Linked DNA regions of Mus musculus: region 2 is linked to region 1. Evidence: chromatin loops called from intact Hi-C (ENCODE). Cell type or tissue: left cerebral cortex. All regions are shown on one strand. Links, peaks and the distances in the headings refer to the core of each region. The heading gives the core; the rest is flanking DNA. Region 1 holds the start of Kpnb1 (karyopherin (importin) beta 1). Region 2 holds the start of Npepps (aminopeptidase puromycin sensitive).

Region 1 (4,383 bases), core at 70-4,069:
CTAATGTGCTAGGCGGCAGCAGCTGCTCCTCTGGCGGCGGGGGAGGGACCCCGGGGGCAGCTCGGAGCGCGGCTGCTGCTCGGGCGGCGGAGGGAGAAAGGAAGGGCGGCAGTGAGTGAGTGAGAGGCGGATCGCAGGGAGGGAGAGAGATCGAGGGAGGGAGGCGGAGGGATATCCTTGCCGGACCTCTCCGCGGCGGCACCGCGCTGCCCAGCGATTGGCTACGGCCGGGGCCACGCGGAACCCCCGATTGGCCGGACGGCTAGCGTTGAAGGGCCGCCACGCGCCCATTGGCCTGCGGGCTTCAAGGTCCGGTTGGCTGGGCGGGCAGCGGGATGGGGCGTGCTTATTGGTCGAGGGGAGGGGCTCTGGGGTGGGGCAGGTAAGAGCGCGCCGCTGATTGGGCTGGCCCGGTAAAGGCCTTCGGGCTCAGCCCGGCTGTGCGCGGGGAGAAGGGTGGGCGGAAGGTAAAGGCTCCAGGCGCGTCGGATTGGCTGGGATCCTGGACGTTGATAGGACGGGGCGCCGGGAGAACTGAAGCGAGGAGTTCGGGGTCGCCGCCGCGCGGAAAGGCGGGAGGCGCCCAGGCTCTTAGGAGTCTGGCGCGGAGCACGACGGGACGCCTCCGGGGTGGGGCGGAGCTGCGCGCGAGTGGCTCGGACTGCGCGCTACGGAGAGCCGTCACTCGCCGCGGTGTACGGAAAGCGAGCCTTTCGCGGGCCTCGGAGGGGGCGGGGACGGGAACCGTTAAAGTCCTGCGCCGCGCCCACAGGAAGCTGCCTTCATGGTGAGGTCGGCTTGCTGCCGCGCTCTGTGCGGAACCGGACCATGAGAACCACGTGGTTCACCTTCCAACGTGCGGATTTGCAAACTGAAGCCCAGAGAGAGAGTGGAGCCTGTCCAAGGTCACACAGCCCATTCCAGACTCGAGCAGAGCTGGCTTCAGGCGCCCCTAATTGCCCTTGGAGACCCCGTCGGGGCCCTGGACTGTTAACAAAGTTTCGCGGAGGCGCGTCCTTAGACCACTTAGCAGTTCCCATAAAGCTTTGATGTCCAGACTTCGTTTACAAGATCTGTGTAGTATTATATAAAGAACGTGTGCATTGACGAGCTGTAGCGACACACCTGCCATCTCAGTATCCCGAAGCCTGAACTACAGTCTGAGATCTTGTTTCAAAAACAAAAAACAAATACAACAAACAAGATAAAAATACGTTGCATATAGTTGCTTAACATTCCCCTCCCCTCATTTGGATACCCAGCTGCAAGTCATGGGGGGATTAGGAGCATATGGGTCAAAATAGCATGTAAATTGTATTGTTTTTAAGGTGTAAAGAAATTGCCCTACACTAGCCACACTTTGGAAACTTGGGATTTAGTGTTCTCTGAAACACTTAAAGTCATAGCCTCGTGGGGTTTTTTAATTGTGTGTATTTTCTGCCTGTAATGTATGTTTCCAATGGCTTCATGTATAGATATGTTCTGAATACTTCCACATCTTATCCTGATTTTAAGAAAGATTTTTTTGTTTACTATGCAAGCATAATTTTTGTTTGGCTGTGATTTGTTGGTTGGGTTGGGTTGCCCCCCTCCCCCCACGGTGGGGGGGGGCGGAGCCAGGTGGTTTCTCTGTATAGCCCTGGCTGTCCTGGAACTCATTCTGTAGATTAGGCTGGCCTTGAACTCAGAGACCCACCTGCTTCTGCCTTCAGAGTGCTGGGATTAAAGGCATGGGCCACCAAGATTGCCCAGGAAATGAGTTCTATTGTAATGTATTCATTAGAATGTAATTCGATTTTTCTTTTTTGTGAGTTTATTCTGTTCTGCCTCTTTCAGACAGGATCTCTAGCCTAGAACTCAATATGTATCTCAGACTGGCTTCAATATTTCTGTAGCCTCCCTTCCTTGGAGTCCTGAGTGCTGGAATTACCCATGGTGCTCTCTCTCCACTGTAAGCATGTGCACACACCTACATGCAGAAGCATGCTGGTCCTGTGCCTCCGTAACTCTGATTCTCAAGACAAAAGGCAGACTTAATGCTATAGAAACTTGAAGTTTTGCAACAAGGAATGTAGGCCCGGCTGGAGAGATGGCTCAGCGGATAAGAGCACTGACTGCTTTTCCGAAGGTCCTGAGTTCAAATATCAGCAACCACATGGTGGCTCACAACCATCCGTAAAGAGATCTGACGCCCTCTTCTGGAGTGTCTGAAGACAGCTACAGTGTACTCACATATAATAATTAAATCTTAAAAAAATAAAAAAGAGCTGGGCTTGGTAGTGGACGCCTTTAATCCCAGCACTTGGGAGGCAGAGGCAGGCAGATTTCTTGAGTTTGAGGCCAGCCTGGTAAGAAAGAAAGAAATGTAGGCCCATCATTCCTCATACAGTATTTCAATAATTTACCTAGTGATTTCCTCTAGCTTATCAGCTCCCTAACCCCAACCTTTTGCTCTCAACTAGGAGGACTGCTCTGTATGTGTGGCTTTAAGTCAATGATGGGGAAGCTGGGAATGTATATCAGAGGGGTTGCTTAGTGCATTAACTAGCAGTCCTCCGTAGTTTTATCAGTCCACAGGAATGGGTGCCTTGGAGAAGTAGATATAGGATCAGGAGGAAAGTTCAAGGTCATGTTTGGCTGATCTGAGCTACATGAAACCCTCTCTCAAATAGTAGGGACTGGAGAGATGTCTCTGTGGTTAAAAGCACGAATTGCTTTTCCAGAGGATCTGGGTTCAGTTGCCAGCACACACATGACAGTTTACAGCCTCCTAACTCCAGTTCCAGGGGATCCAGCGCCCTCTTCTAGACGTTTAGAAATGAGACTCGGGGCTGGTGAGATGGCTCAGTGGGTAAGAGCACCCGACTGTTCTTCCGAAGGTCCAGAGTTCAAATCCCAGCAACCACATGGTGGCTCACACAACCATCCGTAACAAGATCTGACTCCCTCTTCTGGTGTGTCTGAAGACAGCTACAGTGTAGTTACATATAATAATAAAATAAATCTTTAAAAAAAAAAAAAAGAAAAGAAAAAAAGAAATGAGACTCAGTGACATGACATCCCTGAGAATCCTGTCATTTTCTTACAGATTGCCCAGGCAGGATGACCCATAATTTGGTTCCAGGAAACAAACTGATGTCCTGCAATTTGCTGAGCACACCCCTGCCGCAGCACCAGTCTGTATAGGACCAGTCAGAGGGCATGAGATGGCGAAAGGATACCAGGGTGGCAATAAAATTACTCTCAAGCGTCAGATCCTTAGTGAAACCAAATTGGATTGTATTTTTGCTGTTCAGCTAAAGTTATAGATGGTGCTGTCTAGTTCCTATTAAAGGCATACCCACAACACCACATTGACCACAGCATTAAGTGCTGAGCACAGATAGCGGAAACACCTGCTTGAGTTTGTGTTCCCATCTCTCCATAGCCTGTGAGATGTACTTCAGTCAAATGGGGCTAACAGGGCCGGGGATGTACCTTAGCACACAGCACTGGTTGAGCATACATAACACAACTGTCCCATCGTGGAGAGTTTTAGATGCCTTGGAACTGGAGTTAGAAATGGTTGTGAGCCACCATGTGTGTTCTGGAGATCGACCCTCTGTCCTCTAAAAAGAGCAGCAGGTGAACTTAACTACTAAGCCATCTCTTCAGCCCGTGATTCTTAGTTTTACTCTGAAGCTCCAGTTGATTGGATGAATGCTGTCTAACCCTGAGCTCACTGCTGTCCCTTCCAGCCCTCCAGGAGTCCACAGCCAAGTGACCAAGCAGGAGGGTTCCCTGTCAGTCTCTCGGTGCTGCAAAAAGACACCCAAGGACTGCCTGCCTGTCTAGACTAATCTTTACATACAGCACTTCTCACAAGAAATGTAGGACCTTGAGAGGATTCACAGAGAAGCAGGGCAGAGATGTTCTTCCAGCTTCAGCTCTCACAAGCAGAGACCTGACTTTAAAAACAAAGCACTTCTCCAAGAACTGGAGCGATGACTTAAGAGCACTGACTCCTCCAGAGGATTTGATTCCCGGCACACATACATACATGCAGGCAAAATACCCATCCACGTGGAATAGACGCTTAAGACTCAGACTTCTCCAGCCCCTCCTCTTGCCTCTGCTCACTGAGCTGTTCTTGAGTGATCCTTGGTTTGTAACCCCAGCACCTTTAGTTACCACCTGGCGGGTTCCTTCCTATCACTCCTTGCTCCAGAGGTCAGCCCATATGCGGGACTAACTGGCCCTCTATCTCCTCATTTCCTGCCTCCCCCCAGGGGCCCTGGGATTACAGTCAATCATCACTACACAACACATCAGATCACACTAGAGATCTGAGCTAGGATTCTCATGCTAATGTTACAAAGGCTTTTACACACCCAGGCCTCCCAA
Region 2 (4,383 bases), core at 193-4,192, 89 kb after region 1:
GGCAGATCCGATTTTGAAATCTCTCAAGCGTCTACTGATCCAAAACATCAAATATAAAAGTGAAAATGAAATGAATTATAAGCCTACAAATCTCTCCAGGCCCCTGAGACATGTTCAGAGCCTGTTGAAACTGAGCACAGCGGCTCATGCTTACAATCCTAGCACTCCAATGGCAGGAGGAATGATAAGCCTTTGAAGGTGGCCAGGAATACGCAGCTCAATTCCAAGGCAGCCACGGAGTATAAGACCCCATTTCAAAACCCTGCTAAATTAGAATAGCCATCTATGAGTTGGGCGATGGTTGCTCAGGCCTTTAATCACAGCACTCAGTAGACAAGACAGGTGGCTCTCTGAGTTCAAGGTCAGCCTGATCTAGTGAGTGAGTGCCAGGGCAGGCAGGGCTACCTAGAAAAGCCCTGTCTCAGAAAAACAAAAACAAATAAAAAAAGAAAAGAAAATTCATCTATGTAAAAAGACAATTTTTACATTCACCTTTCAGAAGTCCGACACCTGAGGCCAGGTTAAAAATCCACCAAGTCTCTAATATATAACGTGTACAAATACTCTGCATTCAATTTTGCAACTAAAACAACTAAGGCAACCATGAAAAATGGTTCAATATTCCATGTAGTATGATACGAACTGCTAAGAAAGTTACCTAATGTCATTAACCAATCTAAAATTTACAATGTTTTTAATTTCCACAATGATACCACCTAATGCTACTATTCCAACATACAGCGTCAAGGATCTAGTTGCTTTAACTACTGTGAATTCTTTTATACTTCAAAAGGGACAACTAAAAAGTCTAATTATCCCTTAATCAACTTGTTAAATTTGCTATTACCCCATCTTTATGTTGCCACCTAGCCTGAAAAGACTCTCTGGGAGGAAAAAAAAATTTTTTTTGTTTTGTGTTTTTCTTTTTTGAAGATCAGAAAGGTGGCTCAGTGGGTAAAGGCATTTGCTGCCAAGACTATTGAGTTAAGCTCAATCCCGGGGCCGACATGATGGAAACACAGAACCTACTCTGAAAACCTGTCCAGTGACCTCTATGGACATGCATGCCTCGGCACTCGTGTATGCACACCCACACACACCTATGCACTCACAGTAGGACACAAAATTAAAGACGGGAATGCCTTGTTCCTTCTTTGTAAAGTCTATTCTATCAAAAAGATCCAGTTACTTCCTTGGATCAGATTCACAAATCAGCCAGACATGATGGTGTGTGTCAAGAATCTAAGCTGCTCTGGAGGTTGAGGCAAGAGACAGTGAGTTCAAGGACACTAAGTCCCGCTGCTAGGTAACATACAACCTTGTGCTTCCGCAAAGGCAGAAACCAATCTTCCACATATTATCATCTCCTTTTGTTTGTTTTGTTTTGTTTTTCAAAACAGATTTTTCTGTGTAGGTAGCTCTGGCTGACCTGGAACTCACTCTATAGTCCAGGCTGGCCTGGAACTCAGAAATCCACCTGCCTCTGCCTCCCAAGTGCTGGGAATAAAGATGTGCCCTCCAACTTGTTTCCAGCTCTTCAGAGAAGTAGGAAGAGGTAAACGTGATTACTATGGAAACTAAGCAGCCTGAGTTAGAACCCGAGATCCCATAGTGAAAGGGTAAGAGACAGAGAGTATACATACCATAGCTCCCACGCACCCCCACCCACTCACACACAAACACACTTTTAGAGGGGGGGCGGGGCGGGGGAACATGTTGCTGCTTGTTGTTCTAACATGTCCATAAACCTCAATAACCTGTAAGCAAATCTGTACTGCTTTTTCCTCAATGTCTTCACTCAGTGCGCACACCTTCCAGATTTATTAACTCGGGCCAGCTTCCTTAAAGTTAGTGTTTTCTCATAATTCAAACTCATCCCAAGTGTAGGCCCTTTCTCCAAAGGTCACAAGGCACTCTGCTGTGGACAGTGATGCTGCCAGCATCTAAGGCTGGCAAAGCCAATGTTCCAAATCTAAAAGCATACTTTTAAGTTCTGTACTTTTACACAGATTTTCAAACTCGAGTATCATACTTTCTCGGCTTTCAAATCACTCAAATTCTAGTCTACGTTTCTCTCATTTCATTGCAACACACACCCTCCCTCATCTTTTTGGTTGAGGCCTACTGGCCTGGCTTCCTCCACCACTCGTGTTCCCCAACCCCTAGCTGGGGTAGGAAAAGAAACGGAACCAATTCTATTTCCACCACTCCTGTCACAGATAGCTATCAAACAGCTCCCAATTTTCATTTCCGATCTCACGTAACACATCATACCCATGGTTATTTATCGTAACCGTTTGAGACCTCTGTGAGCCATCTATATGGATGGTCTCCGAAATCAAACAATACTGCCAGATAATGCTTCGGGGAGGAGGGAGGAGCGTATGATTCACCAAAAAAACTGCAAAGAAGAGTAATGGAATATTTTCACCAGTGGCAGGCTAAGACTGAGAGCTTTCTTTCAGAAGAGGGGACTGCTAAGCAACCGCCACTGAAGCAATAAATCCACCAGCTTCACAGGTTGCGAGAGCAAGGCGGATAGGAGAAGAGGAGCTAGGGTCCTCCGCGGCTTCTCTGGAGGTTAGGGGAGAACAAAGTCACTGCTGCACTGTCATTTGAGGGGAAGGGGGAGGGGGCGGATCATCCTGGAAACCCGGCCCCTGGGCAGGATCAGGCCGGGAGAACTCGGTGAGGCTGCCTGGGATTAACATTCTCGCTCCACTCCCCCCTGCCCCCAACCTTCTAGACTCGCCCCTCCTCGCTCTCAAGTGCCTGATGACCGCCCCTTCCAACCTATCCCCGGCGGAGTAAAGGGACGACCAGGAAAGAACGCAGTCCGCAGGGGTGCCACCGAGCAGGCAGTCCTAGCCCCTTCTAGTTCCCCAGCCCCCACCCAGCCTCTCCCGGAGCTCGGGGCCCGGAAGGCGGGGACCAGGGGCGCTGCACACAGGTGTGCTGGCCCCCCGAGGGGCGCACCGCCCGCAGACTCCCGCAGCGCGGTCCCCGCCCGGCCGGCCGGCTCGAGGGGCGCGCCGCACCCGCCTCCCGCTCGGTCCCGCGGCCCACGCGCCCAACCCGCCCCGGCCTCCAACCCAGCCCGCGGGCGCGGCCTAACTGCTCGCCCGCCCGCCCGCTGCTCGCCCCCCGGCGCCCGAGGGTCGCAGTACCTGGGCGGCGGCCTCCAGCTTGCCCTCGAAGGTGAAGTCCAGCAAATCGGGCTTGAGGCAGAGGCTGTAGTTGATGGGCGACACCTCGGCGGGCAGCCGCTCGAAGGGCCGCTTCTCCGGCATCGCGGCGAGGCCCAGGCTGTGGAGGCGGCGGCGGCGGCGAGAGGAGCGGCTGAGGAGGAGAAGGAGGGGAGGAGGCGGAGGGCCGAGGAGGAGCAGGCGGCGAGCGAGGGAGGGGACGGCGGCTGCCAGCCACATTCACCGGGCGCGGGCGACCGCCTGCCGAGAGCCGCCGGGGAGGCTGGGGCGGGGGACAGACCCAGCGGGTGCCTGGGCCGGGCGGGCGGGCGGGCGGCGGTGCGGGCGGGCTGCCTACGGGGAAGGGGGCGGAGGGGAGGGCAGGGGAGGAGGGCGGGGAGGGAGGCGGCGGCGGCTGCGTGCGCGACCCCGCGGGGCGGGCGCGACCCCGCTGAGGGCGCGCGCCGAGGGCGGGGCGGGGCGGCGAGGCCGCGGTCGGCGAACGGGGAAGGCGAGAGGAGGCGCTTGGCGCTGCACCTGTCGTCGGCCGGTGGCAGGAAAGAGCCACGAAGGGCATGGAGGAGCTCTGTGGAAAATGGAAGCCTACGCAGCGGTCAAGTCAGCGCGGGGGGGTAGGGGACGCGTGGAAAGAGCCATTCCACCTCAGCGGTGTGAGCCCGACCTGAGGCTTTTTTTTTTCCCTAGGAAATAGCCAGTTGAAGGGATGATCTGAAAACAGTTTTCCGAGGAAACACTTAGTTATTCAAGGTCGCTCCAACCAGTGAAATCTAGACCTTTTAGGAGAGTGGTTTCAAAGACTAGAAATACAGGATCCCACGATTTCATATTTAAAACAAGATGCTTCATTGCTGGGCACGGAGGCTGAGGCAGGACGATCATCATGGGCCAGCCTGGACTACAGAGTGAGTTCCAGAATGGTCTGGGCACACAGTAAGATTTTGATTAAGAAAACACAGATGATAATAATGATCAACTGTCTGTTTCCGGATTTTTCCCTTCCTGTGGTGCTAGGCTTTGAACTCAAAGCCTCTACACAGGCTGGGCAAGCGCCATGCCACTGAGCCACACCCCCACGCCCCTTGTTTTTGTTTCTGCTTTTTTAACTGAAAAGACCCTTTACCAGTTGTGACTTCTGTAAAAGTATCCTAACTGTGGCTCCCTCCATTCTGTAGTTATC

What was found. A loop is a pair of places that touch in the nucleus more often than their neighbours do. Peaks named below come from ENCODE experiments on the same cell type or tissue, not always from the same donor. Only the 100,000 strongest peaks of a DNase experiment are listed, where the experiment ranks them.
Region 2: it touches region 1 in a loop (4-fold over the local background); 1 of 42 quality-filtered maps calls a loop at or near these places.

What each region holds. Positions count from the first base shown.
Region 1 is chr11:97,187,794-97,192,176 of GRCm38, forward strand. Kpnb1 (karyopherin (importin) beta 1) reads right to left here and starts at 99. Exons shown (of 22, transcript NM_008379.3): 1 at 1-99. In left cerebral cortex, for the core only: a CTCF peak has its summit at 2,166 (motif pointing left); DNase peaks (open chromatin) are centred at 350 and 3,369; H3K4me3 peaks cover 1,261 bases; H3K27ac peaks cover 1,109 bases.
Region 2 is chr11:97,277,034-97,281,416 of GRCm38, forward strand. Npepps (aminopeptidase puromycin sensitive) reads right to left here and starts at 3,543. Exons shown (of 23, transcript NM_008942.3): 1 at 3,168-3,543. The coding sequence starts at 3,425. Gm11592 (a long non-coding RNA gene) reads left to right here and starts at 3,661. Exons shown (of 3, transcript XR_001780313.2): 1 at 3,661-4,108. In left cerebral cortex, for the core only: no CTCF peak of the experiment used is centred there; DNase peaks (open chromatin) are centred at 1,899, 2,423, 2,663, 3,394 and 1 more place; H3K4me3 peaks cover 2,966 bases; H3K27ac peaks cover 2,207 bases.